Linked DNA regions of Homo sapiens: region 1 is linked to region 2. Evidence: chromatin loops called from intact Hi-C (ENCODE). Cell type or tissue: CD14-positive monocyte. All regions are shown on one strand. Links, peaks and the distances in the headings refer to the core of each region. The heading gives the core; the rest is flanking DNA. Region 1 holds the start of LOC124902460 (a long non-coding RNA gene). Region 2 overlaps VDAC2 (voltage dependent anion channel 2).

Evidence for each region. Peaks named below come from ENCODE experiments on the same cell type or tissue, not always from the same donor. Only the 100,000 strongest peaks of a DNase experiment are listed, where the experiment ranks them.
Region 1: it touches region 2 in a loop (5-fold over the local background); 45 of 110 quality-filtered maps call a loop at or near these places.

What each region holds. Positions count from the first base shown.
Region 1 is chr10:75,115,304-75,131,111 of GRCh38, forward strand. The region is part of intron 1 of SAMD8 (sterile alpha motif domain containing 8); the gene reads left to right. LOC124902460 (a long non-coding RNA gene) reads right to left here and starts at 8,396. Exons shown (of 3, transcript XR_007062202.1): 1 at 8,348-8,396; 2 at 7,964-8,098; 3 at 4,340-4,413. It also overlaps the pseudogene RPS26P42. In CD14-positive monocyte, for the core only: no CTCF peak of the experiment used is centred there; no DNase peak of the experiment used is centred there; H3K27ac peaks cover 941 bases.
Region 2 is chr10:75,212,968-75,224,482 of GRCh38, forward strand. It overlaps VDAC2 (voltage dependent anion channel 2), which reads left to right. Exons shown (of 10, transcript NM_001391963.1): 4 at 1,054-1,103; 5 at 6,096-6,248; 6 at 6,337-6,389; 7 at 7,776-8,003; 8 at 9,285-9,435. Among named protein-coding and RNA genes, the nearest start is that of VDAC2, 7.9 kb to the left of the region's middle. RefSeq lists enhancers at 9,484-10,239, 10,994-11,515. In CD14-positive monocyte, for the core only: no CTCF peak of the experiment used is centred there; no DNase peak of the experiment used is centred there.

The DNA.
Region 1 (15,808 bases), core at 4,554-9,553, 95 kb before region 2:
TTTGACAACAGATATCATCAGGACAGTGATGCTTACTTTAGGTCTTGTGGTTTTCTTGGCCTTGAGAAATCAAGATGTTAACTAAAAATAGGAGAGCATGGGCCAGGCACACTGGGAAAACAGATTGGTGTTTACATGCTACCGCTGTTGCTTCCTGGTAATTTGCCATATGAATGTGTGGGTATGGATTTGTAACAGACCTGTGATGTGAATATTCCTGAACCCCCTCCTCCCATACACACAGTACCATCATCACAGATCTGAAGCCTAACCTTTAGCTGAGTTCAGTGACTTCATGTTTCCGTATTGAAATGTTCTGTTATTGGGTCCTCACAATACTATAGAATGTAACATACTGCGGGCACGGTGGCTCACGCCTGTAATCTCAGCACTTTGGGAGGCCGAGGCGGGCGGATCACGAGGCCAGGAGATCGAGACCATCCTGGCGAACACGGTGAAACCCCGTCTCTACTAAAAATACAAAAAAATTAGCCGGGCCTCGTGGCAGGCGCCTGTAGTCCCAGCTACTCAGGAGGCTGAGGCAGGAGAATGGCATGAACCCGAGAGGCGGAGCTTGCAGTGAGCGGAGATCACACCACTGCACTCCAGCCTGGGCAACAGAGCGAGACTCCGTCTCAAAAAAAAAAAAAAAAAAAGACTATTAACTAAGAAAAACTTGGTTATAATAGTTTCACCACAGTGTTTCACCATAAAACAATGTTTTATGATATGTACCTCAGAAAAGAGTGTTGTGGGGCAGGGCAGTGAATTATATTTATATTTGTCTAAGTATTTTTTGGTAGTTTTTTTTTTTTAAAGATAGGGTCTCACTGTCTCCCAGGCTGGAATACAGTGGCGCGATCATGGCTTATGCAGCCTTGAACTCCTGGGCTCAAGCAGTCCTCCTGCCTCAGCTTTCTGAGTAGCTGGGACTATAGGCGTGTGCCACCACACCTGGCTAATTTTTTTAAATTTTTCTTTTGTAGAGATGGGGTATCAGCTATGTTGACCAGGCTGGTTTAGAGCTCCTGGCCTCGAGCAGTCCTCCCACCTCAGCCTCCCAAAGTGCTAGGATTACAGGTGTGAGTGTCTTAAATTTTTGAAGTGCATTTAGTTAAGCTTATGAGTTGTGGCAGAGGACAAGAGGTAGTAACATGAGTATCTGTTATCTTGATACTTGTTCTGTTGTCTTGAAATTTTTGACAGATAAATTCTAGTTGGAGGTGAGAACCATGGATTCTGCTAATTTAGGGCCTTCCTATAGGTTAACTGGTGTCACTGAGTTTTTGGAAATACTTGCAAATCTGTTTTAGTTTGGAACTTTGAGATTAAATGGAATTGATGTCAGTTCCATCAATATAATATTAGCATGAAAGCCAGAGATTTCCAAAACCATACATTAAAATTTGGCTGCAAATCCAATCCATTTTCACAATATTTAATGGAGTTTGAAGTCTTGAGCCAGTTTCTCATTTTCCATTATATTGATTAGATTTTGGATGTAGCATATTTATTTATTTATTTAGAGACAGAGTCTCACTTCGTTGCCGAAGCCTGGTGCAGTGGCGTGATGTCAGTTCATAGCAACCTTCGCCTCCCGGGTTCAAGCAATTCTCCCACCTCAGCCTCCCCAGTAGCTGGGATTACAGGCGCGTGCCACCATGCTCGGCTAATTTTTTGTGTTTTTAGTAGAGACGAGGTCTCACTATGTTGCTCAGGCTGGTTTTGAACTCCTCGGCTCAAGGCATCCACCCCCCTTGGCCTCCCAAAGTTGGGTTTACAGGCGTGAACCACCGCAGCCTGCCAGTGTAGCATATTTAAAAATAAAGATTTTACCAGCTGGGTGGGGTGACTCATGCATGTAATCCCAGCACTTTGGGAAGCTGAGGTGGGTGGATCCCTTGAGCCCAGGAGTTTGAGACCAGCCTGAGCAACATAGTGAGACCTCGTCTCTACTAAAAATACAAAAATTAGCCGGGTGTGGTGGTGTGCACCTATAGTCCCAGAACTCAGGAGGCTGAGGTGGGAGGATCACCTGAGCCCAGGAGGTCAAAGCTGCAGTAAGCTGTGATTGCGCCACTGCACTCCAGCCTGGGTAAAGAGTGAGGCCCTATCTTAAAAAAAAAAAAGGGTGGGCGTGATGGCTCACACCTGTAATCCTAGCACTTTGGGAGGCCAAGGTGGGTGGCTTACTTGAGGTCAGGAGTTCAAGACCACCCTGGCCAACATGGTGAAACCTTTTCTCTGCTAAAAGTACAAAAAAATTAGCTGGGCGTGGTGGCACGTACCTGTAATCCCAGCTGCTTGGGAGGCTGAGGCAGGAGAATTGCTTGATCCCAGGAGGCAGAGGTTGCAGTGAGCCGAGATTGCGCCATTATACTCCAGCCTGGGCTACAAGAGTGAAATGCTTTCTCAAACAAACAAACAAACAAAAAAGATTTTACCAAATTGATATGTTAAACTGCTAGCCTGGTTAGAATAAAAATTAGAATTTTAGATACTTAGCTTCTTTACTGGTTTGCTGTGGCATTGCAGCCAGGTCAGGAACCCTTTACCAAATTTATCACCAAAGTCCTATCATCGTGGAAAAATTTTTGGTATAACTGAGAATATAAAATGGACGGTAATATCTGTCAGATTCTTACTCATTGAGGGGAGACAGTTCTGGATTTGGTGTAGATAACTTGGTGCAGCCTGATAGTAGAAGTTAGTTTAAAGGCTATTTGGAACCAGAAAAAGATGTTATTTGGTATATATGACAACTTTTTTTGAGTGAAATTATAAGAGTTCACGGTTAGAGCAGCAAAAAAGTCCAAGAACTGAAGTGCAGCCAAGAGAATGATGATGTAACTGAGGAGGGAATTTAATTCTTTTAAAGATGCTGCCCTAAATTCTACTGCTCAGAAGTGGGACATAACAAAACAGAAAATCACCACTAAAGAGTTTCAAAATGGATGGTAGGAGTTAGTGCAAGGTCTTTGAAACTGTTTTGTAATTATTGCAGATTTTATCGATGTTTTGGAAACAATACCCTGTGCTTGCTAAGAAAATGCAAAATAGGCTGGGCACAGTGGCTTGCGCCTGTAATCCCAGCACTTTGGGAGGGTGAGGCAGGCAGATCACTTGAGATCAGAGTTCGAGACCAGCCTGGCCAGCATGGTGAAATGCTGTCTCTACTAAAAATATAAAAATTAGCCAGGTGTGGTGGTGTGCCCCTATAGTCCCAGCTACTTGGGAGGCAGAGGCAGGAGAATTGTTTGAACCTGGGAGGCAGAGGCTGCAGTGGGCTGAGATCACGCCGCTGCATTCCAGCCTGGGCGACAGAGCAAGACTCCGTCTCAAAAAAGAAAAAGAAAAATATCTTTCTATAAGTATAAAGAGAAAAGAGTAGTTTTTGTTTGCTGAATGAAAATGTTTTCATTTATGGTAAAAATTTTAAAATAGTATGGAAAAAAGTTGGATAATCCCAAATACTATAAACTACAGAGTTATTAATCACAAAGTTTAGCCATATATGCCCAAATTAAACCTTATCCTCCTACATCATAGTTTAGGCTTTTTGCTTTCATAAGAATTGTTTTTATGTTCTGGTTTATGGATCTGCAAACATGTAGTCTTTATTATGTGGATATTAGATAAGCTAAATGTATTTGATTTAGCTGTATTTCAGCTTCAGTGCATCTATAATATATAATTGCCCTAAGAAAAATTTATTAACTCTAGCTTTATATAATGTTTGAAGTCTCTTCCTCAGTGTTTATCTTGGGATATGGATCTTAATTTTTTTACGTTTTATACATCATTTGGAAGCTGTTTAACTTTTAAATTTTGTAAACTAAATCAGTAATGATTTGTTTTTTTTTTTTAATTTGAGACGGAGTTTCGCTCTTGTTACTGAGGCTGGAGTGCAGTGGTGCGATCTCAGCTCGCTGCAACCTCCGCCTCCTGGGTTCAAGCAATTCTGCCTCAGCCTACTGAGTAGCTGGGATTACAGGGGTGCACCACCATGCCTAGCTAATTTTTTTGTATTTTTAGTAGAGACGGGGTTTCTCCATGTTGGTCAGGCTGGTCTCGAACTCCTGACCTCAGGTGACCTGCCCGCCTTGGCTTCCCAAAGTGCTGGGATTACAGGCGTGAATCAATAATAATTTATACAAATAGCACATATTGTATTTATGAGTCAAGTTTTATCAGTTGTGAATTCCTTTAGGGGCATTTGAATGTAGGGCTTTTAAATACAATCACAGAATTTAGAATAGAGGACAGTTGCTTCAGCTGGTTGTACTCCAATATTTTTGATGATTTTCTGCACACACATGCACACACACGTGCGCACACGTGAGAAGTGAAACTACAAGAAAAATCCAGCATGTTTAAGTCACTGTAATCACCATCTGAACATGGATTTTGCTTCTGTAAAAGTAAGCATATTGTAAAGGTTTCATTTTGTTGATATATTCTCTGTATTTTAAATATTGTTAGCTGGGCACGGTGACTCACTCCTGTAATCTCAGCACCTTGGGAGGCCGAGGCAGGCGGATTGCCTGAGGTCAGGAGTTCAAGACCAGCCTGGCCAACATGGTGAAACCTCGTCTCTACTAAAAATACAAAAAAATTAGCTGGGCGTGGTGGCGCGCATCTGTAATCCCAGCTACTCGGGAAGCCGAGGCAAGGGAATCGGTTTAACCTGGGAGGTGGAGGTTGCAGTGAGCCGAGATTGTACCACTGCACTCCAGCCTGGGCGACAGAGTGAGACACTGTCTCAAAAAAAGTAAAGATTGTCCAGTGATGGATTAGAGGCTATTTTGGTCTCTTGTGTGTTGGTATAATTAAGCCCAGTGGAATAGCTGTGTCTTTCTAGTTTTTAGTGCCTATCACTTTAGGAAGTTTCCCAATTCCCAAACTGTACAGAAGTGCTTTCAGGTATCAACAGTAATCAGTTACATCACTGACATACTTTTTATTTTATTTTATTTATTTATTTTTGAAATGGAGTCTCGCTCTATTGCCCAGGCTGGAGTGCAGTGGCACGATCTCGGCTCACCGCAAGCTCCGCCTCCCAGGTTCATGCCATTCTCCTGCCTCAGCCTCCCGTAGCTGGGATTACAGGCGCCTGCCACCATGCCCAGCTAATTTTTTGTATTTTTAGTAGAGATGGGGTTTCACCGTGTTAGCCAGGATGGTCTCTATCTCCTGACCTCGTGATCCGCCCGCCTCAGCCTCCCAAAGTGCTGGGATTACAGGCGTGAGCCACCGCGCCCGGCCAGCGTCATACTTTTTAAAATGTTGGTGAGTGGTATGCTCCTGTGGAAATATTTATTAATAGTTAAATTTTATGTTAAGTCGTTATATGAGCAGTGCATATTGATGTGTAGAGCAATGCATTGAGTAACTAGAACCTCTATTTTATATTATTGTTTCTCAGTTTATGTAGCTTAATTACGTTGTTATGTTGAAAAGTAATTTCCATCTTTTTTTTTTTTTTTTTTTTTTTTGAGACGAAATCTCACTCTGTTGCCTGGGCTGGAGTGCAGTGGTGCAATCTCAGCTCACTGCAGCCTCCGCCTCCCAGGTTCAAGCGATTCTCTTGCCTCTGCCTCCCGAGTAGCTGGGACTACTGTCGTGCACCACCACACCTGGCTAATTTTTGTATTTTTAGTAGAGGTGGGGTTTTATGTTGACCAGGCTTGTCTTGAAGTCTTAACCTCAGTGATATACCCACTTCGGCCTCCCAAAGTGCTGGGATTATAGGCGGGAGCCACCACACCCGGACTTTTGAGCAGTTTCTGTTTGCTAAGCATTATTATAAGTGCATTATTGTAAGTGCATTACATGTATAATTCCATGCAATCTTCACAACAAGCCTATGAAGTAGGAATTCTCCTCATTTTACAGATAAAGACAGTGAGGCCCAAGAAAGTTATGTAACTTCTGCAGGGTCACATAACTGTGAGTGGTAAATCCTCAGTTTGAACCTAGGCAGTTTAATTCTAGAGCCAGTACTCTTTACTTTCTGGGCTGTATATCAGATGTTGTTGGCAAATAGCTTATTTATCTGAAGCTTAACTCTCTAGCCTTAGTTTCTTCAGCTGTAAATTGAGGAATTGTACTAGATCTCTCAGGTCACTTCCATTTCTAACCTAAGAACTCTGTCATCCTGATTTACAAAACACAACACGTTTAATGTTTCAAATTACTTTCTGTTTGTAATCTCTGGATCCCTTATGAGATAAAGGTTAAGCTGTTTCCAACATCACACTGTTAATGGGTCATGGAACTGGATCAGATCTTTTCTGGGACTTCCTGGTTTTGCTGGTTGCCTCATGCATATACTTAGTGTGTATATGCATATATGGGTTAATAATTGAATTTAATTGACCTTCTTAATTTTTTTTTCTTCTTTTTTTTGACTGAGTCTCACTTTGTCGCCCAGGCTGGAGTGCAGTGGTGCGATCTTGGCTCACTGCAACCTCTGCCTCCCAGGTTCAAGCGATTCTCCTGCCTCAGCCTCCCAAGTAGCTAGGATTACAGGCATCCACCACTATGCCCAGCTAATTTTTGTATTTTTAATAGAGACAGCATTTCACCATGTTGGCCAGGCTGGTCTTGAACTCCTGACCTCAAGTGATCCACCCTCTTTGGCCTCCCAAAGTGCTGGGATTACAGGAGTAAGCCACCATGCCCAGCGACTTTCTTAATTTTCTATTTATATCTGTTTAAATGAGATTTGCTTCAAACAGTGAAAAATAATACTGCTTTCATTTTCTTTCTTTTTTCAAAATCATATCACATCATTTTCTTAAAAAAACCTTTTCTCTCTGATTATAAGTATTACATTCTTATTGTATGGAATATAGAAATTTTAGAAATTTTTAATGTAGACAGTGAAAGGGCCCATTCAAGGAGTAAATATTACTAGTTTGATATTTATTTATTTAAAAATATACACATATACCATATTTGCTATTTTTTGGGACATTGTGCTTCTTTTAAAATTTTCTCAGTTTTTATTTTGAAATAATTATAGGCTGGGCGCAGTGGCTCACGCCTGTAATCTCAGCACTTTGGGAGGCCGAGGCAGGCAGATCACCTGAGGTCAGGCATTCGAGACCAGCTTGGCCAACATGGCAAAACCCTGTCTCCAGAAAAAAAATAGAAAAATTAGCTGAGCGTGGTGGGGGCACCAGTAATCCCAGCTACTTGGGAGGCTGAGGCATGAGAATCACTTGAACCCTGGAGGCAGAGGTTGCAGTGAGCTGAGATTATGCCACTGCATTCCAGACTGAATGATAGACGGAGACTCTGTCTCAAAAAAAAAAAAAAAAAATTCTTGGCTGGGCACTGTGGCTCTCTCCTGTAAACCCAGCACCCCAGCACTTTGGGAGGCTGACAGGAATGGATGCTTGAGCCGTGGAGTTTAGCCTGGGCAACATAGCAAGACCCCGTCTCTTACCCCTTCCCCAAAAAATCCTCCTCTGTTAGCAGTTTTCTGACAATTTGTATTATAAATGGGTATTTGCGATAAAAATTTTGTTAGATGCTTTTTTTATTTATATGCTCCTGTGTTTTTTCTCCTTTAGCAGGTTAACATGGTGAGTTACGTTGTTTGATTTTCAAATATTGAACCAGCCTTGCATCCCTGGAATGAACCCTGTTTGGTCATGATATATAATTAATTTTATATATTGCTGAATTCTGTTTGCTAATATTTGGTTAAGTATTTTTGCATCTATATTCGTGAGGGATATTGGCCCTTCTACAGACACCATCTCCATAGTGCCAGGTGGAGAAGGGTTAAGTTTTGTACCTTGCTTGCTGGGAAGGAAATGGACACCTCATGCTTGCTTCCCACCCCACCTCACCCCACCCCACCCCACCCCACCCCACCCCACCCCACCCCACCCCACCCTGTGCAGGGGGTTGGGCGGGTAAAGGAGATGAGGGTTGTGGGTGGCTTTGTTACCTCCGATATACCACTGAGTGGTGTTAATCCTGAGTCTCCAGCAGGCTTCCTCTGGTAGTACCTCGGCAAGGAGCAGGAGGGGTGCCTCATAAGTGCTGTTTGGGTTTGAAGTCCAAGTTCCCCAAATGGACTCCTCTGACAGCATGTTAAGAGAGGGGGAGAGACTTGTTACTGCTAGACAATGATGACAATCCCAGCTCCCTACTTGGTCTTCTCTGATACCACCCTGGTGTGGAGAGAGATATGGCCGGATTATAACCTGACAGGCTTAAAAATCAAGGCTCTCCATTTGGCCTTTCCTGGTGAGGGTGGGAGTGGAAATGGGGCTGGTTTTTTATGTGGTGTTTGGCTGGAATAGAGTGGGTTATTGTCTAAAAGTCTTACATCTTGCTAGGCTGTCTCTTTTTCTGGTCCTTTGGTTTTTCTTTTCTTTCTTTTTTTTTTGAGGTGGAGTCTCACTGTCTCCCAGGTTGGAGTACAGTGGCATGATCTCGGCTCACTGCAACCTCTGCCTCCAGGGCTCAAGCGACTCTCCAGCCTCAGCCTGAGAGTAGCTACTCAGCCTCAGAGTAGCTACTCAGCCTCAGAGTAGCTGGGACTACAGGCACACTCCACCGCGCCCAGGTAATTTTTTGTATTTTAGTAGAGACGGAGTTTCACCATGTTGCCCAGGGTGGTCTCAAACTTTTCAGCTCCAGCGATCCGCCTGCCTCAGCCTCCCAAAGTGCTGAGATTACAGGCGTGAGCCACTGCACCCAGCCGGTCTTTTGTTTTTTCTTGGAGCTTTTTTTATCTGCACCTTTGACATTTCCAGGTTGCTAGCTTCTCTAGTATCCACTTTGGGATATATATGGCAAAATAAACAAACAAAACACCCAAAGAGCTCACTACTGTGTTGTTCCTTGGGTCCCAAGGTGCCTGGCCAGTCAGTCTTCCTCTTCATTTCTCAGAGTCTTCTTATGTTTATTTTATATATAATGTCCATAGAGTAATAGGAAAAAGTATGTCTACTCCATCTTCCTGCAAGCAGAAATCCATTTATTTTTTAAAATGTACCTGTCAGAGGCCAGGCACCATGGCTCATGCCTGTAATCCCAGCACTTTGGGAGGCCAAGACGGGCAGATCACTTGAGGTCAGGAGTTCGAGAGCAGTCTGGCCAACGTGGTGAAACCCTGTCTCTAGTAAAAATACAAAAATTAGCCAGGCGTGGTGGCGCACGCCTGTAGTTCCAGCTACTTGGAAGGCTGAGGTGGGAGAATTGCTTCAACCCGGGAGGCGGAGATTGCAGTGAGTTGAGATGGTACCATTGCACTCCAGCCTGGGTGACAGAACGAGACTCCATCTCAAAAAAAAAAAAAAAAAGGTACCTGTCAGAAAAATCTAGAGAGCAAAACGGTACACATACTGAAGAGTAGCTCTCTCTTCTGTTCCTCTACTTTTTAGAAGCTGTTTCCTTCATTCTGTCTTCATGTCTGTCATTATATTCCATCCTGTCTCACAATCTGTTTTACACTCTTAAGACAATTTTTCTTTCTTTTTTTCTTTTTTTTTTTTCCTAAGATGGGGTCTCACTCTGTCACTCAGGCTGGAATGCAATGGCACAGTCATGGCTCAGCTTCCTAAGTAGCTGGGAGTATAAGCACATGCCAGCACAGCCAGCTAATTTTTTTGTTGTTGTTGTTTTTGTTTGTTTGTTTTTTACAGAGATGGGATTTCACGATGTTGCCCAGGCTGGTTTTGAACTCCTGGCCTCAAGTGATCCTCCCGCCTCCAGCTACCAGAGTGCTAGGATTATAGGTATGAGCCACCACACCTAGCCAATTATTCTTTCTAAAACACACTCTGATTATGTCATCCTCTTTTTCAGCTATCTGCAGAGAATCCCATTGTGTGTAGAATGTTTTTAACTTGACAGAGGTTTCCATGGCTCTCTCAGGTCCTCGTTTCCAAGAAGGAACAACTGTTGTGTCTAAAAGGGCTACTGCCTTATGCAGCCTATTTGCTGCATGAACTGTGCATGATGTATGCCCAGGGACAAGCCTTTTAAGAAGTTCATCATTTGAGGCTGGGTGTGGTGGTTCACACCTGTAATCCCAGCATTTTGGGAGGCTGAGACGGGAGGATCACTTGAGCCCAGGAGTTTGAGACCAGCCTGGGCAACATGGCAAAACCCTATCGCTACAAAAAAAAGTACAAAAATTAGCCCAGCGTTGTGGTGCACACCTGTGGTCCCAGCTACTTGGGAGGCTTAGGTGGAAGGATCACTTGAGCTCAGGAGGCAAAGGTTGCAGTGAGCCAAGATTGTGCCACTGCACTCCAGCCTGGGTGACATAGTGAGGCCCTGTCTCAAAAAAAGGAAAAAAAAATAAAGTTCATTATTTGAAACATAGTCGAGCCCACAGCTATCAGGGACATTTCTGAAACAAGTACCTTGGGCACCTATGTGCTTCCAAAGCTGTATGTGAAGCTACATAACTACATGAGTTGTGCCATTCGCAGAAAGGTAGTCAAGAATCGAACTTGTAAAGCCTGCAAGGACCAAACATGTCTACCTGACTTAGACTTTTGAGTGCTGCCCCATGACCTCCACCAAAGTCCGTATAAGGAGCCGACTCCTTAAGGACTGAAGAAAAACTATCTTCTGGAAAAAGATAAAGTGGAGATTATACTAAAAACAAAAACAAAAAGGTTTTCATCATCTGGCCCCAGTTTATATTTTCAACTTTTTATCTTGTTATTCCCCTGTGCCTTTTACATACTGATGGTTCACCACTGTTTCCTGCCTTCATACTTTGGTCATGCAATTTCCTCTGCTAGTATACTTTTATTTTTATTTATTGATCTATTTATTTATTTTTAAATTTTTGCTATTGTACTTTATTCATCTCTATCCACATAATTTTACTACTCCTTTAACGCTTAGCTCAAAAGTCACTTCCAAGAACTCTTTTCTGATTTTACCAACTGGAAATAACTTCTCTTTTCCAACTCCTTTAACTTTCCAATTTTTAGCAAATTAGATAAATATCCACTTTATTAGTCTTTTGAGGATTGAGTGAACTAATTATGACTCTCTTTAATATCCCTTTCTAGACTGTAGAATCATTGAGAGCAAGATCTGATTCAGATTCATTTGGATGAATGCCACATTGCCTAGTGTAATACCCTTCATATAGTATGTGTACAGTAAATATTTAATAGATGAATAAATGTAACATATGAGTGCTTTTGCTTTTTTTTTTTTTTTTTTTTGAGACAGTATCTTGCTGTGTCATCCAGGCTGGAGTACAATGGCATGATCATAGCTCACTGAAGCCATAACCTCCTAGGCTCAAGTGGTCTTCCCACCTTGGCCTCCTGAGGACCTGGGACTATAGGCACGTGCCACCACGCTGGCTAATTTTTTTTTTTTTTGTAGGGATGAGGTCTCCCTATGTTGCCCAGGCTAATTTCAAACTCCTAGGCTCAAGCAATCCTCTGGCCTTGGCTTCCCAAAGTGCTGAGATTACAGGCCTGAGCCACCGGGTTGGCCGGATTGTATCCTCAGTGCCTTAGTGTCTGGCATCTCTATATAATAGACACTTAGTAAATGTTTGAGACTGAACAGTGCAAAATTGTGATTCAAAAAGTCTTCATTAGGCTGCGCACGGTGGCTCACACCTGTAATCCCAGCACTTTGGGAAGCCGAGGCGGGTAGATCACCTGAGGTCAACGGTTCGAGACCAGCCTGGCCAGCATGGTGAAAACGTGTCTCTACTAAAAAATACAAAAATTAGTGGAGAGAGGCGGCTTGTGCCTGTAGTCCCAACTACTCGGGAGGCTGAGACAGGAGAATCGCTTGAACCTGGAAGGCAGAGGTTGCAATAAGCTGAGATTGCGCCACCGCACTCCAGCCTGGGCACAGAGCGAGACTCTGTCTCAAAAAAAAAAAAAAAAAATCTTTGTTATGTAATGTAACTTTGATACATTCTTCTGCTGATAACTAGAAAATATTTAGTATTTTATATTTGAGATTTAGTTCTTGCAGAAGTACAAGAGCCCTCAGTTCATGTGAGGCAGTATATTGTCATGGGTAAGAATATGAACTTTAAAATGAGATTGCCTAGGTTGAACAGTTCTCTGTACTACTTGCTAGTACAAGTTGATCTTGGGGAACTTAACCCATTTATATCAGTTGTCACATCTATAAAATGAGGAAATTAATAGTACCTACTTTATATAGTTGTGAGGATTATTTGGGCATATAAGTCAAACACGTAGAACAGTTCCTCAGACACTGTAAATGCCATGAATGTTAGCTAATTTATTGTTACTTCCTGAAAATGCACTGAACACGGTTCAGAACTTGAGTTTGTGAGTTAGGGTGTACATTCTTTTTAAGGAATAACACTCTGCTGACATCACATATCCTCTAGCTGTACATCCTGTCTGCTTCCTACTATTTTAACTAGGTATTGAATGGATAGCTGATAATCCCAGTTACATGACAGACAGTATTCAGCATGTAAATGTTAAATAAACAAGTCCTCTTGAGACATTTTAACTCAGAAAGGATTAACTAGTTCATGCTAAGGAACAACATGTACTTTTGTTCACTGTATTTCCTTTGAAGAATATTTTATTTGTTCTGGTTGAATATACTTTCCCATTCAGTGCAGTTAACTCTTCCTAGGTGATAAACCCTTTACCGGTCTTTACTGACAAATTAAAATGACTATTTAACGTTCCCTGTATTATTTTGAACCTTAAAACTGTTTTAACAGCCCTCTAAAATTAATCTGGCTCTGATTTTTTTTTCTTCTTTAATTTTTTTTTTTTTTTTTTTTTGAGACAGAGTCGCTGTCACCTAGGCTGGAGTGCAATGGCGCGATCTTGGCTCATTGCAACCTCCGCCTCCCAGGTTCAAGCAATTCTCCTACCTCAGCCTCCCGAGTAGCTGGGATTACAGGCACATGCTACCACGTCCAGCTAATTTTTGTATTTTTAGTAGAGACAGCATTTCACCATGTTGGCTAGGCTGGTCTGGAACTCCTGACCTCAAGTGATCCACCTGCCTCGACCTCCAACAGTGCTAGGATTACAGGCGTGAGCCACCGCACCCGCCCTTCTGTTTTTTTAAATTTTAATAAAAACAAGGTCTCCATATGTTGCCCAGGCTGGTCTTGAACTTCTTCGCTGAAGCAGTCCTCCTGAGTTCGCCTCCCAAAGTGTTGGGATTACAGAAATGAGCCACCATACCCAGCTTAGATATTTTTAATAACAGGTGAATTCTGAAATCTACATTGGTGTAAGATTAAAAGAATACATATGGTATTGTTCCATTCATATAAAGTACAAATGCAGGGAAAACTAAACTATATTGTTTATGGATATATGCTTAGGTAGTAAAGCTATAAAGAAAAACAAGGGATTATCATGAAGATAGGTTTGTGGTTACTATGGGTGGTCGGCAGGGGGTGGGGAAGGGAATTATTGATTAGAAGTGGTACACAGTGATACTGGGCTGGTGCCTTGGGGTGATTACAGATTAAAGGAAGTGAATAGTTGCAAGCCTGAGATGAAAAGATTTGCTTTTTTATCCAGCTGTTTGTATTGCATTATTAATACATGCATATAATTGGTTTTAGTGCCTAAATAGCAAAATTTCAGACACATACTGACGAAAATGTATTACTTCTTCTGCAAAAGGGTCTTTTAACAAAAGTTGACACTTTCGTAATATAGAAGCCCTACTTTTCCTCCATACTTCTTTCTGTATTCTGAATCACCTAAAAAAAAACCATCTCAACTGGATCTTTTTTCCAGTGTGCTTTTCTTCTAATTCTAAAGATATTTATTATATCTTCTTTGTACTTCCTCTTCTTCTTCTTATTTTTTTTTTTTTAAAGACTAGGTCTTGTTCTGTTGCCCAGGTGCAGTAATAGCTCACTATAGCCTGGAAGTCCCCAGCTCAAGTGACTCTTTTGGACTTCTGGGTTTTTTTGTTTGTTTTGAGATGGAGTCTTGCTCTGTCACCAGGCTGGAGTGCAGTGGCATGATCTCGGCTCACTGCAACCTCCAACTCCCTGGTTCAAGTGATTCTCCTGCCTCAGTCTCCCAAGTAGCTGGGATTACAGGCATGCACCACCACACCCAGATAATTTTTGTATTTTTAATAGAGACAGTGTTTCACCATGTCGGCCAGGAGGCTCTCATCTCCTGACCTCGTGATCCACCTGCTTCGGCCTCCCAAAGTGCTGGAATTACAGGTGTGAGCCACCGCACCCGGCCTGGACTTCTTTAAAGTTAAAATGATTAGCTAGTTTCATTTGGCATCTTTAGATTTGAATTTGTCATCTACGTAGGAAAAAGAAGTTATATAATCTTAGGGACAGTAGAAAATGGTTTGTTTATATAGCCTTAGATACATAACAAAGCCATTAATGTTTTAAGAAACACCCCAAAGCCATCTGAGTAGCTACATGAATACATATGATTGGAGATTTGTGTTAGGTTTAGCTGTGATCTTAACCCTTGACATCATAGTATAGTGGTTAAGAGTAGAGGAAATAAACAACTAGGTAAATCTAGAATACAGGTTATTCTACAAAGAACTACCCTGAACTTGTCTCCCCCTAAAAAGAAACAAGAGCTAGGGCACTGTTCTAGACTAAAAGACACTAGCAAGATGTGATGACCAAGTGTAATACATGAACCTAAATTGAATCCTGATTTTTGGAGGAAACAGAAATAAAATAAATTTGAGGGGCAATTAGGGGAGATATTATGGTTAATTTTCTTAGGTGTGGTAATGTGTATTGTACTTATTTAGGAAGTTGTCATTATTATTAGAAGATGAATAACAACTGGATGCCGAAATATTTATGGTGAATATCATAATGTCTTTATATTAAACAGTTAAGAAGTGTCTTCAAAATAAGATATGAATGCTTAAAAAAAAACACCTATGATCAGCCAGGCACGGTGACTCACGCCTGTAATCCCAGCACTTTGGTAGGCCGAGGCAGGCAGATCACCTGAGGTCAGGAGTTCGAGACCAGCCTGACCAACATGGAGAAACCCCGTCTCTACTAAAAATACAAAAAAAAATTAGCCGGGCTTGGTGGCACATGCCTGTAATCCCAGCTACTCGGGAGGCTGAGGCAGGAGAATTGCTTGAACCGAGGAGGTGGAGGTTGTGGTGAGCCGAGATCGTACCATTGCACTCCAGCCTGGGCAACAAGAGCGAAACTCCATCTCAAAAACAAAAAAAACACTATGATCATTCTTTAAATCTCTGGTAGGATTTAGTAGCTTTATTTTCAACCCATCCTTTAGCTCCAAGGAAAAGCAGCATGAAGTGATGGAAAGAGTACTGAATTTGTTGTCAAAATTCTTGGAGTTTAATTTCAGCATCAATATTAACTCTCTAGGTGACTTTAAATCATTTAAATTATAATAATTTAAATAATTTGTGTAAAGCAAATCTGGCAAAATGTTTGAATCCCAAATTTGAATCCTGGCTCGGACAATTTCAAGTAGGACCTTGGTCACTTCACTTAACTTTTCTGTGCCTTCATTGTCTCGTGTAAAATGAAGATAATAGTAATGTCTACCTCATAAAAGTGTTGTGAGGATTAAATAGTATTATAAAGATAAAGTGCTCAGAATAGTGCCTGAGCATTCAACAAATGTAGCTGCTGCTGCTGTTATTGTTTTATATTTATTTTATTATCTATTACTTTGAAGAGAGCTTGGAAGACTCAAGAGGTAGAAAATATAAAACAGAAGTCCAGGCAGGCAGAACCCTCAAAACAACTAGGCAAAGATCAAGCAGTTGTTGTTATAATTAGGAAATGAGATCC
Region 2 (11,515 bases), core at 2,235-7,234:
TTTGAGTTTTCTTGAAAATTTTGTTCCATACCCTCCTCCCCTTTATTTAGACTGTTGGAAATACCCCATTGGCATAAATGTCCTAAATGTCTGTATTATGATAAGTTGGTTTTGTTTTTGTTTTTTTTTGAGACGGAATCTCGCTCTGTTGCCCAGGCTGGAGTACAGGGGCGTGATCTCGGCTCCCTGCAGCCTCTGCCTCCTGGGTTCCAGCAATTCTCCTGCCTCAGCCTCTCTGGTAACTGGGATTACAGGCACATGCCACCATGCCCAGCTTTTTTTTTGTATTTTTAGTAGAGACGAGGTTTCACCATGTTGGCCAGGCTGGTTTTGAACTCCTGATCTCAAGTGGTCTGCCTGCCTCGACTACCCGAAGTGCTAGGATTTCAGGCGTGGGCCACCGCACCTGGCCATATCATGATAAGTTATTAGCTATTCTGAAATTTCAGTTGAATGATTTTTTAATCTGATATTTAAGTTTAAGAATAGTTTGGGGGCTGGGCGTGGTGGCTCACACCTGTAATCCCAGCACTTTGGGAGGCCGAGGCGGGCAGATCACGAGGTCAGGAGATCGAGACCATCCTAGCTAACACGGTGAAACCCCATCTCTACTAAAAATACAAAAAATTAGCCAGGCGTGGTGGCACGCACCTGTAGTCCCAACTACTCGGGAGACTGAGGCAGGAGAATCGCTTGAACCCAGGAGGTGGAGGTTGCAGTGAGCTGAGATCGTGCCACTGCACTCCAGCCTGGGCAACAGAGTGAGACTCCGTCTCAAAATAAATAAATAAATAAATAAATAATTTGAAAGCATTCTTTTGTGTACCAACTACCAAAAACTAGACAAAGCAGCATAGGGATAATTCTGCCCTTTATAAGCCAGTTTACAAAAGACGAATTTGTAACAATTTCATTTAAATATTGTATATTAACACATTTTTATCCACCTCTGAATATGTGGAATCTTTTTGTTTTTTATGTATAGTCAACAATTGCTATGCATCTTTCATACAAAGGAATCATTTTGTTTCTTTTGCTGTCTATTTGTTGAAGGTTTTGGGTTGGTGAAACTGGATGTGAAAACAAAGTCTTGCAGTGGCGTGGTGAGTGTTACTGTTGAATAAGTTCTATTGAACCTTTATAATTTTTCAACTTGTAAAATGGTCATAACTGAAAGATGTCTACCTGTTTTGTCTTAAAGAAGAGGCAGAAGTTAACTTTGTTTTAAGAGATTTGCGTGTAACCTGATTTATTTTGGCCTTGAATGTGATTTCTGATTTTCATGTGGTCTTTCGTCATATTATGTATGCACAAGGAACTTAGGAAAGACCAGTCAGGTGGTACTCTTTACTCGTAAGATTACACATTTGAAGGCAGGGAACCCATTATTAGACTTTTTTGTAACCCTTTGTCAACAATGCTCGTCAGAGTTATGGGCATAAAAATATCAGGAACTCATTAATTTGAGTGTACTAATCATTTATATAATGTCCATTTTCTAGCAGTTCTCCCTGGAGAAGATTTCCACATGTATTTTATGAGTTTAGGGAGTCCTGATCTGAATTTTTTTTTTTTGAGACGGAGTCTCACTGTGTCACTTAGACTGGAGTGCAATGGTGTGATTGTGGCTCACTGCAACCTCCGCCTCCTGAGTTCAGGTGATTCTCTTGCCTCAGCCTCTCTAGTAGCTGGAATTACAGGTGCCTGCCACCACGCCTGACTGATTTTTGTATTTTTAGTAGAGCTGGGGTTTCACCATGTTGGCCAGGCTGGTCTCCAACTCCTGACCTCAGGTGATCCACCCACCTTGGCCTCCCAGAGTGCTGGGATTACAGGTGTGAGTCACCATGCCCAGCCAAGAATATTTTTAAAGAGGTTAATATTTTGGTATTTGGGTGTCTTGATAGTTCAATGAACTGTTTACAAAGGGGATAAACTAATATTTAACTTTTTTCGAGACAGGGTCTCACTCGGTTGCCCAGGCTGGAGTGCAGTGAGTGCAGTGGCACAATCTCAGCTCACTGCAGCCTCGACCTCTTGGGCTCAAGCAATCTTCCCACCTCAGCCTCCCAAGCATCTGGGAGTACAGGCCGTATCCATCATGCCTGAGTATTTTTTGTAGTTTTTCTAGAGATGACGTTTTGCCATGTTGCCCAGGCTAGTCTTGAACTCCTGAGCTCAAGTGATCCACTTGCCTTGGCCTCCCAAAGTGCTGGGATTACAGATGTGAGCCACCATGCCCAGCTAGTAAAATTTAACTTTGTGAAATTTTTTTTACTTAAAAAATTTTTGTTTTGAGATTATTTTAGGGGTGGGTGTGTGTGCACATTAGAATACTATAGGTTATTTTGATATATGTATGTATGTATATATATAGAGAGAGAGAGACTTTTTTTTTTTTTGAGACGGAGTCTTGCACTGTCACCCAGGCTGGAGTGCAGTGGCATGATCTCAGCTCACTGCAAGCTCCACCTCCCAGGTTCATGCCTTTCTCCTGCCTCAGCCTCATGAGTAGCTGAAACTACAGACACGGGCCACCACGCCCAGCTAATTTTTTTGTATTTTTAGTAGAGATGGGGTTTCACCATGTTAGCCAGGATGGTCTCAATCTCCTGACCTCATGATCTGCCCACCTCGGGCTCCCAAAGTGCTGGGATTACAGGCGTGAGCCACCGCGCCCGGCCTATATAGACATTTTTGATGTAGTGCATGTAACTGATATTTATTTAATCGTATTGTAGTTTTTTTGTTTTGTTTTTTTTTTTTTCCTCTGAGACGCAGTCTTGCTCTGTCGCCCAGGCTGGAGTGCAGTGGCATGATCTCAGCTCACTGCATCCTCCACCTCCCAGGTTCAAGTGATTCTCCGGCCTCAGCCTCCCAAGTAGCTGGGATTACAGGTGCTTGCCACCATGCCCCGCTAATTTTTGTATTTTTAGTAGAAACAGGGTTTTGCCATGTTGGCCAGTCTGGTCTTAAACTCCTGACCTCAAGTGATCCCAAAGTGTTGGGATTACAGGCGTGAGCCACAGCGCTAGCCCTGTAGTTTAAAAGCCTAGGCCTGTTGGATTTCTGGGGATTTACATTGATCATATCTGTCGCTTGGTTTTTTTGGTCTGAAAGGAAGCTTAGGTGTTTAGTTATGATTGGATGACTTATTTGGCCAAGTTAACAGGTTACAGAGCAGTGATTTTTAGTGTTTTTTAATGTTCCCATTGTTAGTCTATTGAGGCCCCTAGTGTATTTGTTGAAACACAAAAGGCCTTCTAAAAAAGATTCAGTCCTTGTGTTTAAAAAGCTTACTTTCTAGTTGGAGAGACAAAATAAACTGAGAGTACTGAGGTAATTAATATCAAATATTAGATCGTTGGATAATCAAATCTTTGTTGGAAAGGAATAGATTGTTGTGTATAGGGTTAGGGAAAGTTTTATGGAAGTAGGTTTAAGAGCATGAAGGATATGTAGGAGCTGGATTAGATATAGCATGTTTTTATTCACATTTAATACATGTAACTCAACAACCATGGTATTGATCCTATAGTATGTCTCTGGCCCCAGATAAGTCCCATTAATACCTGGCTCTGTTTTCTTACCTGAACAGCAAAGCTACTGAAGCCACCCCAGAATGTAGAAGCCAAAATTTCTGGTGGTAAAGGGTATGAGCTGTAATCTGGCCCAACTCTGGTCCCACAGGGTGGTGTTGGCTTTGTTTCTTGAGGCTTCCTTGGCATGTGTATATAGGCTGGCTCTTGATCTGTGGGCTGATGAATGGCCGTAGGTGGGGCCCCAAGAGTCATTAATGTCATTCAGGATTAAAAATAGCTACTCACACATTCCCCATTCAAACTGCTAGAAAAACCTGTTCCATATATATTGTTTTAGTAATGCTTTCCTTTTCTGTGGAGCATATGAAAACGTACAAACTTTCACAGTGTCAGTTCAATTTAATCATTCGGAGGTAGGCTTTGTAATTATAGTTGCAGAAACAGACCCAAAAAAGTTAAGTGAGGCTGGTCACAGTGGCTCATTCCTGTAATCCCAGCGCTTTGGGAGGCCAAGGCAGGAGGATCCCTTGAGCCCAGGAGTTCTGAGACTCACCTGGGCAACATAGTGAGACCCCGTCTCTACAAAAAAATTTAAAAATTAGCTGTGCTTGTTGGTGGGTACCTGAAGTCCCAGCTACTTGGGAGGCTGAGATAGGAGGATCGCTTGAGCCCAGGAGTTTGAGGCTGCAGTGAGCTATGACTGTGGCACTGTACTCCAACCTGGGCGACAGAGTGAGACCCTGTCTCCAAAAAAAACCGCAAAATGTTGTGTCCTGCTCAGTGTGATGCATTTAGTAAATGACACGAAGAACTGGACATCAGAACTCCTAATTTTTATATCTAGTGTTTCCTAACATGATCCAGTGCTTTTTTGTTTAATTGGAAATGGAGTCTCACTCACTCCATCACTCAAGCTAGAGTGCAGTGGTGCCATCTTGGCTCACTGCAACCTCAGGTTCTCAGGTTCAAGTGATTTTCCTGCCTCAGACTCCTGAGTAGCTGGGATTACAGGGATGCACCACCATGCCCGGCTAATTTTTGTATGTTTAGTAGAGACGGGGTTTCACCATGTTGGCTAGGCTGGTCTCAAACTCCCTACCTCAAGTGATCGGCCCGCCTTGGCCTCCTGAAGTGCTGGGATTACAGGTGTGACCCACCACACCCAGCCAGTCCAGTGCTTTTTAGTATAGGTATTGAGGGCTATGCTTTGACTTGAAATTCCTGTTAATGAAAGGGTCTAATTTAGGAGAGTGATGTAAGACCTAAGGATTTGTCTCTAACAGCAGAGCAATAGTTATACAAATGTTCTATTTTCTGAGAGAAGGTTGACTGGCCTTTCCTCCTATTGATACAATTTTTGATATTTCTCACTCTACAGATATCACAATTTCTGGCTGTAGTCTCTTTATTATTTTCACATCAGCTGTCTTCCTTAGGCTTGGCGTGGTGATGCTTGTGATCCCAGCTACTCAGGAGGCTGAGGTACGTGGATCACTTGAGCCTGGGAGGTTGAGGCTGCAGTCAGCTGTGATCACATCATTGTGTTCCAGCTTGGGTGACAGAGGCAAGATGCTGTCTCAAAAAAAAAAAAAAAATTCAGATAAGCCCTCCGTATTTTTTCTTTTTCAGTTCGTGTGCAACCAGGGATTGGCACATTATTATTTTTAGACAGGGTCTCACTGTGTCACCCATGCTGAGTGCAGTGGTGGGATTATGGCTCACTGCAGCCTGGACCTCCCAGGCTCAAGCAGTCCTCCCACCTCTGCCTCCTGAGTAGCTGGGACTACAGGCGCACACCACCACGCTGAGCTGGTTTCTTAATTTTTGTAGAGACATGGTCTTGCTATGTTGCCCAGGCTGGTATCTAAGTGCTGGGATCACAGGCATGAGCCACCACACTCAGTCCCCCATTGATTTTTGAATCCCAAATAAAATCACCTTAGCAAAACCTTCCTTAAAAGATGTACAGTTAGCTGGGGTGGTGGCTTACGTTTGTAATCCCAACACTTTGGGAGGCCGAGGTGGGTGGATCACCTGAGGTCAGGAGTTGGAGACCAGCCTGACCAACATGGTGAAACTCCATCTGTACTAAAAATACAAAAATCAGCTGGGTGTGGTGGCGGGCACCTGTAATCCCAGCTACTTGGAAGGCTGAGGCAGGAGAATCACTTGAACCTGGAAGGCGGAGGTTGCAGTATGCCGAGATCACGCCACTGCACTCCAGCCTGGCGATAGAGCGGGACTCTGTCTCAAAAAAAAAAAAAGGTGTACAGTTTGTTCACTTGAGAATTCACTACAGGTTAACTTGTGATTGATTGGAAGTGTCAGCTGTGTATGTAAAGTGGCAGTCAGTTGCTCAAAGGCTTATTTGTCACTCTTATATATGCTTAGAGAGTAGCACAGTGCAGAAGGATACGAGTGTTTAGGAAGCTAGAAAAAGGATTCATGAATTTACCAAATGTTTCAGGGGGTTTGTGTGTGTGTGCGTGTGTAAGGCAGTGATGAATTCTAGGCTTATGAGAATGTTCATGAAGTTATTGATTGTCTTGTTAGGAATTTTCAACGTCCGGTTCATCTAATACAGACACTGGTAAAGTTACTGGGACCTTGGAGACCAAATACAAGTGGTGTGAGTATGGTCTGACTTTCACAGAAAAGTGGAACACTGATAACACTCTGGGAACAGAAATCGCAATTGAAGACCAGGTAACATTTTGAAAATTTTAGTATTAATTTTATTAATTTATTTTTGTATTTCAAAAAAAGAAAACAAATTACTTTTCTTTCAAAATAGATTTGTCAAGGTTTGAAACTGACATTTGATACTACCTTCTCACCAAACACAGGGTAAGCACAGACATTTTTATCTGTATTACATTTAAAAGTATTTCTCTTTTGTATATTTAGAAAAGGTGTACATTTACTGTTTGATAGCTTATTAAGCTACCTTGTGGTGGTGAAATCTCTGTATCTGCTTTTATTTATTTATTTGAGATGGAGTCTTTGCTGTGTCACCCAGGCTGGAGTGCAGTGGCATCATCTTGGCTCACTGCAGTCTCAGCTTCCTGGGTTCAAGCGATTCTTCTGCCTCTGCCTCCCTGAGTAGCTGGGACTACAGGTGCGTGCCACCACGCCCAGCTAATTTTTGTATTTTTAGTAGAGGCGGGGTTTCGCCATGTTGGCCAGGCTGTCCTGGAACTCCTGACCTCAGGTGATCTGCCCACCTTGGCCTCCCAGAGTGGTGGGATTACAGGCATGAGCCACCACGCCCAGCCTTTTTTTTTTTTTCCATATTTTATTTTATTGTATTTATTTTATTTTATTTTATTTTCATTTGGGACAGAGTCTTACTCTGTCACACAGGCTGGAGTGCAGTGGCGCGATCTCGGCTCACTGCAACCTCTGCCTCCCGGGTTTAAGTGATTCTCCTGCCTCAGCCTCCTGAGTAGCTGGGATCACAGGCATGTGCCACCACGCCCACCTAATTTTTGTATTTTTGGTAGAGACAGGGTTTCACCGTGTTGATCAGGCTGGTCTTGAACTCCTGACCTCGTGATCTGCCCACCTCAGCCTCCCAAAGTGCTGGGATTACAGGTGTGAGCCACCGCTCGCAGCCTGTTTGTTTATTCTCTGTCACCCAGGCTGGAGTGCAATGGTGCGATCTTGGCTCACTGCAACCTCTGCCTCCTGGGTTGAAGCGATTCTCCTGCCTCAGCCTCCTGAGTAGCTGGGATTACAGGCATATGCCACCGTGCCTGGCTAAATTTTTTTGTATTTTTAGTAGAGACGGGATTTCACCATGCTGGCCAGGCTGATCTTAAACTCCTGACCTCAGGTGATCCGCCCGCCTCAGCCTCCCAAAGTGCTGAGATTACAGGCGGGAGCCACCATGCCTGGCCCATATCTGCTTTTAGAATACTATGGTTGCTATCATTGGCTTGCCTTCAAATATTTGCCTCTTTGTTGTTGCACTAACTTGGGCAACTAATGTGTTTCTAACAGGCTTTTGTGACTGATTGTTTGTTCTGCAAAGCAGTTTTCCTAGATGGCTGTCCAGTTGCTTCATGTGTCCTTGTCTTGTAGTTCATTGAGCTGACTTTTTTACTCCCTGTTATTGTATTGCTGATTTTTACTCCCTGGTCATACTGCAGTTTATTTAAGTCTGTTTTGTGCTCTCTTGTGCAGAAGTGTGTGTAAATTTTTCCCAATGACATCAGTTTGTTCTTTTTCCAGAAAGAAAAGTGGTAAAATCAAGTCTTCTTACAAGAGGGAGTGTATAAACCTTGGTTGTGATGTTGACTTTGATTTTGCTGGACCTGCAATCCATGGTTCAGCTGTCTTTGGTTATGAGGGCTGGCTTGCTGGCTACCAGATGACCTTTGACAGTGCCAAATCAAAGCTGACAAGGAATAACTTTGCAGTGGGCTACAGGACTGGGGACTTCCAGCTACACACTAATGTGTAAGTATTTCTTTCATAGGATACTGTGATGTGGGCCCTCAGAGGATGATTTTGATGTCTGTCATCTTATTGATCTGGGTGCACCCTAAAGGATTTCTCATAACATTTAAAAACAAAATCATTCTTGGTCATTTCTAGGGTGCCCCTTGAAAGTTTATAGTAGAAGACTGTTAGTCTGACCTTTGGTGCTGAGAGAGTAAATGTTCATTTTATATGGGGTTTAATGTGCTTTGTATTTTTACAAGAGGCATTATATATTGGCAGACTGCTACCAGTACATTCATTTTACTTAATTATTTTGATGTGTGAGATGCTGACTTGATAGGATTGCCTAAAATGTATGGTGTTTTGTGGTTGGGTTTTTTTTTCTTTTTCTTTTTTCTTTCTTTTTTTGTTTTGGTTCAGACAGAGTCTTGCTCTTTTGCGATCTCGGCTCACTCCAACATCCGCCTCCCGGGTTCAAACAATTCTCCTGCCTCAACCTCCCAAGTAGCTGGGACTACAGGCGTGTGCCACCATGCCTGGCTAATTTTTGTATTTTTGGTAGAGACGGGGTTTCACCATGCTGGCAAGGCTGGTCTGGAACTCCTGACCTCGTGATCTGCCAAAGTGCTGGGATTACAGGCGTGAGCCACTGTGCCCGGCTATTGTTGTTTTTTTGTTTGTTTGTTTTTAATTATTTTTGTAGAGATGGGGTCTTGCTATGTTGCCCAGGCTTGTCTCAAACTCCTGGCCTCAAGCGATCCTCCCGCCTCAGCCTTCCAAAGTGTTGGGATTATAGGCGTGAGCCACTGCATCCAGCCTGGTGTTTTTACCTAGCCCAAACTAGATAGATACATAGAAAGTACTTAAAATGTTTTTCTTTCCATTGTAAAAATTCATTGGTAAATAACAGAAGCACAAAGAAGAAAACCTACGTTTCTTACAATCATGCCAGCTAGGTATATAATCTTTGTTAATGTTGTGGTTCACCTTTTTATATGTGTGTGTATATATACTTATATATAAAATACGTAACCAAAAGGCTGTTTGAGAACCTCTTGCATGTTTAATACAGTGTGATAATTCCACTGAATGGATATTCTGTGGTTCATTTTACCAATCCCTGTATGGGTATGGGTTGGGGAAAAAAACCTGTTAAAACTTGCAAGTTTTCAGTGGAACACTAAAGACCCACTTGAGCTGTGGTTTTTTATTTAAATGTAATGCTACAAATCAGCCTGTGCCTTAGACATTATTACATTGTCTATTCTAGATCTACTAATTTAAAATATCTTATAGCAATGATGGGACAGAATTTGGAGGATCAATTTATCAGAAAGTTTGTGAAGATCTTGACACTTCAGTAAACCTTGCTTGGACATCAGGTACCAACTGCACTCGTTTTGGCATTGCAGCTAAATATCAGTTGGATCCCACTGCTTCCATTTCTGTGAGTACTTTTGTGGACTTAGAATGGGGGTTTTGGTTGTGGGAATGAGTCTTTGGGTATACTGAATTATGTTGAAAATTTGAACTGATTTCACACAGTCCCCAGTTTACAGATAGATTAGTTTTAGATTTTGAAATGCGCTTTTTTGATGGATACAGTGTTAGACGTTTTATTTCCAGGCCAGGCTGGTGGAGTTTGTTTAACCTCAAAAGCTGCCGAGTTAATGTTGATGATAACCTTGAGCCATAGGCCTGTCTAAGTCCAGGTATAGCTGGTGTTTGGTCCCTGAGTGGTTCTTACTGTGTCAGAAATAATAGTGCTTTTTTAAGGCTCTCTGTTGTCGAGGCTGGACTGCAGTGGCACAATCACGACTCCCGGCACCTTGACATCCTGGGTTCAACCTCAGCCTCCTACTATTCCCAACTAATTTTTTGATGTTTTTTTGTAGAGATGGGATCTCCATATGTTGCCCATCCTAGGCTCAAGCTATCATCCTGTCTCAGCCTCCCAAAGGAGGCTGTTGGGATTATAGGCATGAGCCACTGCACCTGGCTAGTATTTTAATCATCACTTTGTCTTTTTTTTTTTTTTTTCTTTTTTGAGATGGAGTCTCTGTCGCCCGGGCTGGGGTGCAGTAGTGCGATCTTGGCTCACTGCAACCTCCGCCTCCTGGGTTCAAGCAGCTCTTCTGCCTCAGCCTCCTGAGTAGCTGAGATTACAGGTGCCCGCCACCACACCTGGCTAATTTTTTTGTATTTTTTAGTAAAGATGGGATTTGTTGGCCAGACTGGTCTCAAACTCCTGACCCCAAGTGATCCACCCGCCTCAGCCTCCCAAAGTGCTGGGATTACAGGCATGAGACACCACAGCTGGCCGCCTTCTCCATTTCTAATTGCACTACAGCAATAAAAACCTCAAGATTCATACAGTACACTATTCTGTTACTTACATTGATGTTCTTGGATGTCTGTGGCATTTTAACAGATTTAATGTAAGTGGAAGAAGCTTCTCTCAGCTACTAGGAGTTCATAGTTAAAATGGGAAGGCAGCTTGGGACCCCTGTGTCATTTAATGACTCCTGGGAATTAGTTTGGAAATGTACCTAGCCTTTCCCACTTCAGTAATGTTAGCTGCCACTCCAATTCAGCAGTACCCAGAAGCATTGCTTAATGCTCCTTGTGATATTAGGAAGTATATATTTGGTTCTCCTTCCCTCTCCTGGCATAGAACTCCTAAAAAATCCTTGGAATCCCGAAAGTATTAAGTATCTTTTTGTATGCTAATGAGTTTTGACTGGTGGCTGGCCACCTTTAGGTAGCTTCGGGCTGGAGGCTAGTCAGTGGAGAGACCAAGGTGTGATTAGAGGGGGTGGGGAGAGGGGCTGTAGGTTTAATTGTTCACCAATGGCTAGTGGTTTAATCAGTCATGCCTGTATAATGAAGCCTCATGAAAACCCACAAGGACAGAGGTCAGTGAGCTAGGTAGCTGAGGTTACTGGAAGGTGGCATGTCTGGAGAGGGCATTGAAGCTGTGTCCCTTCCTATGTTTTGCACTGTACATCTCTTCATCTGTATCCTTTGTAATATCCTTTATTAAAACTGGTAAATGTAAATAAAGTGTTTCTTGAGTTCTGTGACCTGCTCTAGGAGATTAATTGAACCCAAGAAGGGGCTTGTGGGAACCTCTGTTTAGAGGTGCCAGGTCAGAAGCAGAGTTAAAACAACCTGGGGCTTGCAGTTGGCATCTGAAGTGGGAGGAGGGCAGTCTTGTGGGACTAAGCCCTTAACCTGTGGCATCTGATGTCTCCAGGTAGAATTAGAGGACATTTAGCCAGTGTCTGCTGCAGAAATTATTGCTTGCTTGGTGTGTGAGGAAAGCCCTCACACATGTGGTCACAGAAGCATTCTGTGTTGTGAGAGAATAGTAGGAGAAACTGAGTTGGTTTTTTTCTGTATCCTCAGAATTGATGTCAGGATTGGGATTTGCTAGAGTGGCTCTAGCTAGAGTGGCTCATCGAAGCATGGTTTAGGAAGAAAAAGGATAAATGGATGGGAAATGAGGAACTTTTGACTCCTGGGTG